2 separate regions of the Homo sapiens genome follow, and region 1 is linked to region 2. A link is a contact called in ENCODE Hi-C data. All regions are on one chromosome and are shown on one strand. Each heading gives the region's core, a stretch centred on a gene start or an enhancer-like site at or near the end of the contact. The rest is flanking DNA. Distances are from core to core; before and after follow the strand shown. Region 1 overlaps OR2V2 (olfactory receptor family 2 subfamily V member 2). Region 2 has its middle 13 kb from the start of BTNL8.

Evidence for each region. Hi-C counts contacts between places; a loop is a spot of excess contacts on that map. Pooled maps may share reads with other maps.
Region 1: a pooled map shows a loop between it and region 2 (2.5-fold over the local background). The contact joins two enhancer-like sites. A Hi-C loop is called at or near these places in 12 of 168 maps with a recorded cell type or tissue (GM12878, GM13976, HepG2 and 8 more) and 11 of 50 pooled maps.

The regions. Positions count from the first base shown.
Region 1 is chr5:181,156,607-181,161,367 of GRCh38, forward strand. It overlaps OR2V2 (olfactory receptor family 2 subfamily V member 2), which reads left to right. Exons shown (of 2, transcript NM_206880.2): 2 at 1-2,679. Among named protein-coding and RNA genes, the nearest start is that of TRV-AAC1-2, 5.2 kb to the right of the region's middle. RefSeq lists enhancers at 212-331, 2,844-3,600, 3,601-4,356, 3,777-3,956, 4,531-4,761. Within about 2 kb of position 3,490, at least 21 of the 41 ENCODE cell types and tissues checked have a DNase peak (open chromatin) inside an H3K27ac peak, as active enhancers do.
Region 2 is chr5:180,884,075-180,888,684 of GRCh38, forward strand. No RefSeq gene overlaps it. Among named protein-coding and RNA genes, the nearest start is that of BTNL8, 13 kb to the right of the region's middle. Within about 2 kb of position 2,002, at least 3 of the 41 ENCODE cell types and tissues checked have a DNase peak (open chromatin) inside an H3K27ac peak, as active enhancers do.

The sequences.
Region 1 (4,761 bases), core at 2,240-4,739, 270 kb after region 2:
CCTAACTCTCCTTGCTAATGTTTTATTCTGTGCTTACTCTGTGGGAGACTTCGCTCTGTGATCTATGTGTAGACGTAGATCCCACCTGCATGATGTTTATATGATGTCTCACAACAGTTGTAGCCCAACCCTAGGGTCTTAAATGAACAACTTACAGATGACAGAAAATAAGCCTTTATAGTTCTCTTTAGAGAATGTCTACTCCTCACACTGGAAACTTCATAAAGACGTATTAAAAGCATACAAGTTGTCTTTGAGATAATGAGGGACAGGGTAGAGACATGCTTGCTTGTGTATTCAGTGGAAATCCCCCAAGCCTGCTGTCTCCTCACCACGTCCTAGCAGTGTGTGCTGCTCTGTGTCAGCTCAGCTTCTGTAAGGAGAAAACTGGCTGAACTCCTTCCCCTTCGGGGAATGAAGACTGGAGCATGGTGACAGAATTTCATCTGCTATTTGAAAACCTATTTTCAGAATTTCAGTGTGAACTATTTGCAGGACTTGTATCCATCCTTCCAAGCTCTGTACCTGTCCTATTTGCAGTAAAATTCTCTTTTCATGGAAAAAAAATATCTCCATTGAAGGCGGAGAGAAAAGAGGCCAGAACTGGTCCTGAGGATTAGACTAAACCCCAGGGAGGTGTTTGCTGGGCTTCAGGCTTTGGAGAGGTGGAGGGAAGTGGCACCCAGGGCCTACCGTGGTTGACTTTAGATTGTCCACTCAGCTTAATTCTCACAGGAAACATTCTGTGGTGAAAATATTATGCCCATTTTACAGGAGAGGAAGCTAGGGCTCAAATCGGTAAGTCCCTGCCTCATCGTCCAGTTTTCTTCTTCACCTCCCCATGGGAAAGACTGGTTTGTCAGCGCAGCTGAGATGAGCAAACAACTTCGGAGGAGGCTCCTTCCCTTGGGGGTTTAATTGCCTGAAAAGGTGTCTCCAAGGACTGGTGAAAATAGAAGTAACTTTCCTTAGTCACGGGGCTGCAAGATTTTCCACTGTGTAGATGGATCTTAGTGTATTCTGTGACCACTTGCTGATATCACTTAGGTAATGCCCAACCTACCAAATTAATTTAAGCTCTATAATATCAAATATCTTTCTGTGTATTCTCCTCATTTTCATCATATCTTTTTGCCTTGTACACATTTCTATTTGCCCCAAATTCTTCTCTTCCAGGAAGCATCCCTGATTAACCTCATGCCCACTCAGATTTCTCTGGGATTTTGCACCCTTCAACCCGTAAGTACCTTGAGTGTTTCAACCACAACTCTTTATCTATAGCCACTGAACCCCTAGACTGGAAGAAAATTTAGAGCAAACTTAATCCAGCCCCCTTCCGTGATGCAGAATTTTGGATCATAATCACCCAAGCAAAAGTTTCACCAGCCTTTACCTTATCTAGTCCCATGATGGGGAAATTCCTATTTCATTTTAATTGCATTTCATTGGCATAGGCTTGATGTCCTTAATTCATTTCCCGCACAAGGACCAGGGAATTCCATTGAAAATTATCTACTGAACGCCACTAGCACCCAGAAATGTGGTAAGTTCCATGTCACAAAAAGGTTCCACAGGGTCCTCTTATGTCCAGGCACACACTTCAGTTCACTAATCAATGCTCCTTATGAAACAAGAGTTGCATAACTAGTCTCAGTGTGAGCAACTGCAAACTTAGAGATGTGTAATTGTTAGAGATTTGTAAGAAAATAATATAGAGAGGAAATACATGTGGGGGGGGGGCAGGTGCGGTGGCTCACATCTGTAATCCAAGCACTTTGGGAGGCCAAGGCCAAGGTGGGAGGATTGCTTGAGCTCAGCAGTTGGAGACCAACCTGGGCAACATGGTGAAACCCCATCTCTACAAAAAGTACAAAAATCAGCCGGGCGTGGTTACTTGGGAGGCTGAGTTCCTTGGGAGGCTGAGGCGGAAGGATTGCTTGAGCTTAGGAGGCTGAGGCTGCAATGACCCATGATCATGCCACTGCACTCCAGCCTGGGCCACAGAGCAGAAGCCTGTCTCGAAAATAAATAAGTAAATAAATAAATAAACAAAAAATAAAAAGAAAACATGTGAAAGCACAGGAGAGTAAAAGAAGCAAGAATCTTGCCAGGGGACATGGGAGTTTTTGTTACTTGCTTCACTTTTGTGTATGCCTGACATTTTTTATAATTAACAGTTTAAAATGCTCAAGGCCAGTTTTTTTTTTGCCAACTACCTTACCAAATCCTTTCCCATCAAGTTGTCTGTTCATTTTATTGGGTGATTTTGGGGCATAGATGTGACAAATCTTCATTGCAATCAGTTAGGTCAATGTTTTGTGTGTGTGTGTGAATATAAAAAATTGCTTGAAGCCAGGCATGGTGGCTCATTCCTATAATCCCAGCTGATAATGGGGAGGCCAAGGTGGGAGGATCACTTGAGCCCGGGAGTCTGACGCTGCAGTGTCACTGCACCCCAGCCAGGGCAACTCAGAGAGATCCTATCTCTACAGATTAGAAATGTTCCATTTCAGCTGGACAGGGTTTCTCATGTCTGTAATCCCAGCACTTTGGGAAGCCAAGGCAGGAGGATCACTTGAGCCCAGGAGTTTGAGACCAGCCTGGGCAACATAGCGAAACCCCATCTCTAGAACAATTAAAAATAAAACATGAATTTTAAATTTAAAAATTGCTCTACACCTCCATTTGGAAAGACTGTGTATGTGTTTGTGTCACGTATGAAAGCTAAGCTGGCATCTCCATAACCACGGGGCTCAGATCTGTCCTGATCACGTTGAGCCCCATAGCCTGACCCTGGAGGAATGAGTATCTGCTGTTGTGAATGAGGCCAGCACCCTTCCCCACCCAGGAAAACCAACGGCCACAGGAGGGCAGCAGAGAGCCACGATCCCAACCAGAGGAGAAAGCACAGACAGCATGGGGCAGGTGCAGGCGCTTATGTTTGTTTATTGGTTTGTTTTCTTTTTTATTTAAGTGACCTGTGCCATCGTATTGGGCTGAAATAGCCAGGGATGTGGCCATACAGACAGATCTAGTGTAGGTGAAAAAGAGAGCGGAGTGGGGTCCAGACTATTCCAGCCTCCCTCCTGCTGCCCTTGGCAAGGCTGCCAGCCTCTCTGTGCCTCGGTGTCCTCATCTGTCACATGGGGATAATAACAGTATGGACTGCAGGGGGCTGGCAACAGTAAAGAGAGTGAGGTGCGTGGCGGCAGCACAGGTCGGCCCAGGAGGACCCCGTGGGAGCTCCTACTGACTGCGGAGAAGATCAGCAGAGGCCCCGCTGAGGACGGCCTGGGGGAGGTGCAGGGAAGGGGCTCATGGGAGGGTGGTGGGGAACACCTGCAGGCAGAGGATGGGTGTGATTGTGGGGACCTCAAAAGCCACACCCAGAGCCAGGGGGTGCTGCAGGGCAGAGGCTGCAGCGGGGAAGTGCCCATGGCCCGAGGTCCCTGTGGGCGAGGCCCTCCTCTCTAACCCACAGCCATCCCCCAGGCCCAACTTTCAGGGGTGTGGGAGGTCTGCCTGTCTCCCGAAGACCCACTGTGGTCACTAACAGACTGGGACGTACATGAGGGTGACCCAGGCAGGCAGGTCTGGGCCTCCCTGGAGCTGGCAACCGTGCTCCCATCATCCCTGTCCCAGGGCCTGTGTGGTCCTGAGCTGACACCCGAGGGTGACACCCCACACTCCACACATGGCAGAGTGAAATAATAGCACCCTGGCCATGGTAGCGCACGCTCACAGCCCCTCCAGCACAGAAATGCAGGGAGCAGGGGGCAGCGTCGGGGGTGGCCAAGGCTTTGGCCTGTGGCAGGCCCTGAGCTCAGAAGGATGCAGGGGCTTTGCCCAAACCCACACTAGGTGCAGGGCCGGGGAGGCTGTTTCAGGAGGCGAAGGAAGGGCCCCGGGCGGTGAGGGGAGAGGCTGGTTCCGAAAGTGTGGGCGACGCAGCCAGAGCCTGATGACTGAAGAGTGAGCAGGCGGTGGGGCTTCCTAGGAGGCAGTGAGGAGAGGCAGCCCAGACCCAGTGAGATCACACCTAGGATGTCCCCAAGAAACCCCCAGGGCTGGGGCCAGGTCGTGCATCGTCATTGGGGGTGGGGCCAGGACGAGCATCGTCACTGGGGGTGGGGCCAGGACGAGCATCGTCACTGGGGGTGGGGCCAGGACGAGCATCGTCACTGGGGGTGGGGCCAGGACGAGCATCGTCACTGGGGGTGGGGCCAGGACGAGCATCGTCACTGGGGGTGGGGCCAGGACGAGCATCGTCGTTGGGGGTGGGGCCAGGACGAGCATCGTCGTTGGGGGTGGGGCCAGGACGAGCATCGTCGTTGGGGGTGGGGCCAGGACGAGCATCGTCGTTGGGGGTGGGGCCAGGACGAGCATCGTCGTTGGGGGTGGGGCCAGGACGAGCATCGTCGTTGGGGGTGGGGCCAGGACGAGCATCGTCGTTGGGGGTGGGGCCAGGACGAGCATCGTCGTTGGGGGTGGGGCCAGGACGAGCATCGTCGTTGGGGGTGGGGCCAGGACGAGCATCGTCGTTGGGGGTGGGGCCAGGACGAGCATCGTCACTGGGGGTGGGGCCAGGACGAGCATCGTCATTGGGGGTGGGGCCAGGACGAGCATCGTCATTGGGGATGGGCAGCCATGTGGATGAGCCGAGAGATTCCAGTGGGGAAAAAGGAGACGAGGCCGAGATTGATGATCTAGAGGCGCCCGCAGCCTCACAGACCCAGGTGCCCTGGCAAGCACAGCCCTGCT
Region 2 (4,610 bases), core at 752-3,251:
TCTGTATTGGGTGCATATATATTTAGCATAGTTAGCTCTTCTTGTTGAATTGATCCCTTTACCATTATGTGGTGGCCTTCTTTGTCTCTTTTGATCTTTGTTGGTTTAAAGTCTGTTTTATCAGAGACTAGGATTGCAACCTCTGCTTTTCTTTTTGCTTTCCATTTGCTTGGTAGATCTTCCTCCATCCCTTTATTTTGAGCGTATGTGCGTCTTTGCACGTGAGATGGGTCTCCTGAATACAGCACACAGATGGGTCTTGACTCTTTATCCAATTTGCCAGTCTGTGTCTTTTAATTGGGGCATTTAGCCCATTTACATTTAAGGTCAGTATTGTTATGTTTGAATGTGATCCTGTCATTATGATGTTAGCTGGTTATTTTGCCTGTTAATTGATGCAGTTTCTTCATAGTGTCAATGGTCTTTACAATTTGGCATGTTTTTGCAGTGGCTGGTACCAGTTGTTCCTTTCCATTTCCATGTTTAGTGCTTCCTTCAGGAGCTCTTGTAAGGCAGGCCTGGTGGTGACAAAATCTCTCAGCATTTGCTTGTCTGTAAAGGATTTTATTTCTCCTTCACTTATGAAGCTTAGTTTGGCTGGATATGAAATTCTGGGTTGAAAATTCTTTTCTTTCAGAATGTTGAATATTGACCCCCACTCTCTTCTGGCTTGTAGAGTTTCTGCCAAGTGATCCACTGTTAGTCTGATGGGCTTCCCTTTGAGGGTAACCCGACCTTTCTCCCTGGCTGCCCTTAACATTTTTTCCTACATTTCAACCTTGGTGAATCTGACAATTATGTGTCTTGGGATTGCTCTTCTCAAGGAGTATCTTTATGGTATTCTCTGTATTTCCTGAATTTGAATGTTGGCCTGTCTTGCTAGGTTGGGGAAGTTCTCCTGCATAATATTCTGAAGAGTGTTTTCCAACTTGGTTCCATTCCCCCCGTCACTTTCAGGTACACCAATCAAATGTATATTTGGTCTTTTCACATAGTCCCATATTTCTTGGAGGCTTTGTTTGTTTCTTTTCACTCTTTTTTCTCTGATCTTGTCTTCTTGCTTTATTTCATTAATTTGATTTTCAATCACTGATATGCTTTCTTCCACTTGATCAAATCGGCTACTGAAGCTTGTGCATGCGTCACAAAGTTCTCATGCTGTGTATTTCAGCTCCATCAGGTCATTTAAGGTCTTCTCTACACTGGTTATTCTAGTTAGCCATTTGTCTAACCTTTTTTCAAGGTTTTTAGCTTCCTTGTGATGGGTTAGAGCATGCTCCTTTAGCTCGGAGGAGTTTGTTATTACTGACCTTCTGAAGCCTACTTCTGTCAATTCATCAAACTCATTCTCCATCCAGTTTTGTTCCCTTGCTGGTGAGGAGCTGTGATCCTTTGGAGGAGAAGAGACGCTCTGGTTTTTGGAATTTTCCACTTTTCTGTTCTGGTTTCTCTCCATCTTGTGGTTTTATCTACCTTTGGTCTTTGATGTTGGTGACCTACAGATGGGGTTTTGGTGTGGATGTCCTTTTTGTTGATGTTGAAGCTATTCCTTTCTGTTTGTTAGTTTTCCTTCTAACGGTCAGGCCCCTCAGCTTCAGGTCTGTTTGGAGTTTGCTGGAGGTCCACTCCACACCCTGTTTGCCTGGGTATCACCAGTGGAGGCTGCAAAACAGCAAATATTGCTGCCTGATCCTTCCTCTGGAAGCTTCATCCCAGAGGGGCACCCACCTATTTGAGGTGTCTGTTGGCCTCTACTGGGAGGTGTCTCCCAGTCAGGCTACACGGGGGTCAGGGACCCACCCGAAGAGGCAGTCTGTCCGTTCTTGGAGCTCAAATGCCATGCTAAGAGAACCACTGCTCTCTTCAGAGCTGTCAGACAGGGACGTTTAAGTCTGTAGAAGCTGCCTACTGACTTTTGTTCTACTATGCCCTGCCCTCAGAGGTGGAATCTAGAGAGGCAGTAGGCCTTGCTGAGCTGCAGTGGGCTCCGCCCAGTTCAAGGTTCCTGGCTGCTTTGTTTACACAGTGAGCCACTCAAGCCTCAGCAATGGTGGACACTCCTCCCCCTGTCAAGCTGCAGCATCGCAGGTTGATCTCAGACTGCCGTGCTGGCAGCGAGCAAGGCTCTGTGAGCATGGGACCCAGCAAGCCAGGCACAGGAGGGTATCTCCTGGTTTGCCAGTTGCTAAGACCGTGGGAGAAGTGCAGTATTTGGCTAGGAGTGTACTGTTTCTCCAGGTATAGTCTGTCATGGCTTCCCTTGGCTAGGAAAGGGAAATCCCCTGCCCCTTGTGCTTCCCAGGTGAGGTGATGCCCTGCCCTACTTCAGCTTGCCCTCCATGGGCTGCACCCACTGTCCAACCAGTCCCAGTGAGATGAGCCAGGTACCTCAGTTGGAAATGCAGAAATCACTCATCTTCTGCATTGATCTCGCTGGGAGCTGCAGACCGGAGTTGTTCCTATTTGGCCATCTTAGAAGCGACCCACAATATCTAGTTTTTTTTGAGATAGAGTCTCACTCTGTCACCCAGGCTAGAGTGCAGTGGCGCAATCTTGGCTCACTGCAACCTCTGCCTCCAGGGTTCAAGTGATTCTCCTGCCTCAGCCTCCCGAGTAGCTGGGATTACAGGTGTGTGCCACCACGCCCAGTTAATTTTTGTATTTTTAGTAGAGATGGGGTTTCAACATGTTGGTCAGGCTCATCTCGAATTCCTGACCTCATGATCTGCCCGCCTCGGCCTTGCAAAGTGCTGGGATTACAGGCGTGAGCCACTGCTCCCGGCCAGAATTTTACTTTTATACATGAATTGTTAAGAGTTTTTTGTTCGTTTTGAGAAGGAATCTCACTCTGTCACCCAGGCTGCAGTGCAGTGGTGCAATCTTGGCTCACTACAGCCCCTGCCTCCTGGGTTCAAGTGACTCTCCTGTCTCAGCCTCCTGAGTAGCTGGGACTACAGGCACACACCATTACCTCTGGCTAATTTTTGTATTTTCAGTAGAGACGGGATTTCACCTTGTTGGCCAGGCTGGTCTCGAACTCCTGACCTCAAGTGATCTACCCACTTCGGCCTCCCAAAGTGCTGGGTTTACAGGTGTGAGCCACTGCACCTGACCATTAAGAGTTTTTTAAATCAAGAATGGACGTGGAATTTTGTCAAATACTTTTCTGTGTCAATTGAGATAATCATGTGGTTTTCTGTTTTTCGTGCTGTAAATGTGATGTATTACATTGATTGAGTATGTTAACCAGCCTTTCATGCCAAGGATAAATCCCACTTGGTGATGACGTATACTGTTTTTGATGTGTTTGATGAATTTGGTTTGCTAATATTTGACTGAGGAGTTTTGCATTATATGAGTTATTGGCCTATAGTTTTTTTTTTTTTTTTTGGCCTAAAGACACCTATTGTGGTGTCTTTTTCTTGCTTAGTTGTGAAAGTGATGCTGGCCTTGTAAAGTATGTTGTAAGTATTCTCCCAGCTCTATTTTCTGGGACAGTTAAGTGGTAATAATTCTTCTTTGAATGTTTGGTAAAATTCAGCCATAAAGCCATCTGGTCCCAAGCTTTATTTCTGTTGGAAGGTTTCTAATTACTTCTTCAGTGTCTTTATTTATTATTATAATAGTTTGTTCAAGCTTTCTATTTCTTCCTAATTTATTCTTAAAAGTTACTGTTTTATAGTAGTTTATTAACTTTTATAAGTTGTGCCATTTGTTGGCAGATGCTTTTTCATAATTGTTTATTATGATGTTTTTTATTTTTGAGGCATGTATTGTATGGTCTTCATTTATATTTCTGATTTTATTTATTCCAGTCTTTTTTTTTTCTTAGTCTATCTTGGAATTTGATATTATTTATTTTTCAAGGCTGGGCACAGTGGCTCATGCATGTAATCCCAGCACTTTGGGAGGCCGAGGCAGCGGATCACCCGAGAGGTCAGGAGTTCGAGACTGGCTTGGCCAACATGGTGAAACCCTGTCTCTACTAAAAATACAAAAAAATTTTCTAGGCATGGTGGTGCACGCCTATAGTCCCAGCTACTTGGGAAGTGGAGGCAGGAGAATTGCTTGAACCCAGGAGGCAGAGGTTGCAGTGAGCTGAGATCATGCCACTGCACTCCAGCCTGGGCAACAGAGCAAGACTCTGTCTCAAAAAAAATTATTTTTCAAAGAATCAAGTCTTGGTTTTATTAGTTTTTTTCACATGGTTTTTCTGTTCTCTATTTGATTTATTTCTGCTCTGATATTATTGTTCCCTTCCTTCAGTTAACTTTGGGTTTAGGTTTCTCTTTTTCTAGCTCCTTAGGGCATAACATTAAATTTTTTGATTAAGGTATTTCTTCTTTTTTAATGTAGGCATTTATACCTATAAAGTTCCCCTTTAGAACCACTTTTGCTACACCCCATGGGTTTTGATATATTGTATTTTTATTGTCATTCATATCAAAATTTAAAAAATTCCTTCTGTATATGTGCTACTGAAGTGAGCACTTTTAATTTACCTTTGATTCTTATTTGATCCATTGATTTTTCAGAAACATGCTGTTTAATTTCCACATATCTGTGACTTTTCCAAAATTTCTCCTGTTACTGATTTCTAATTTTATACT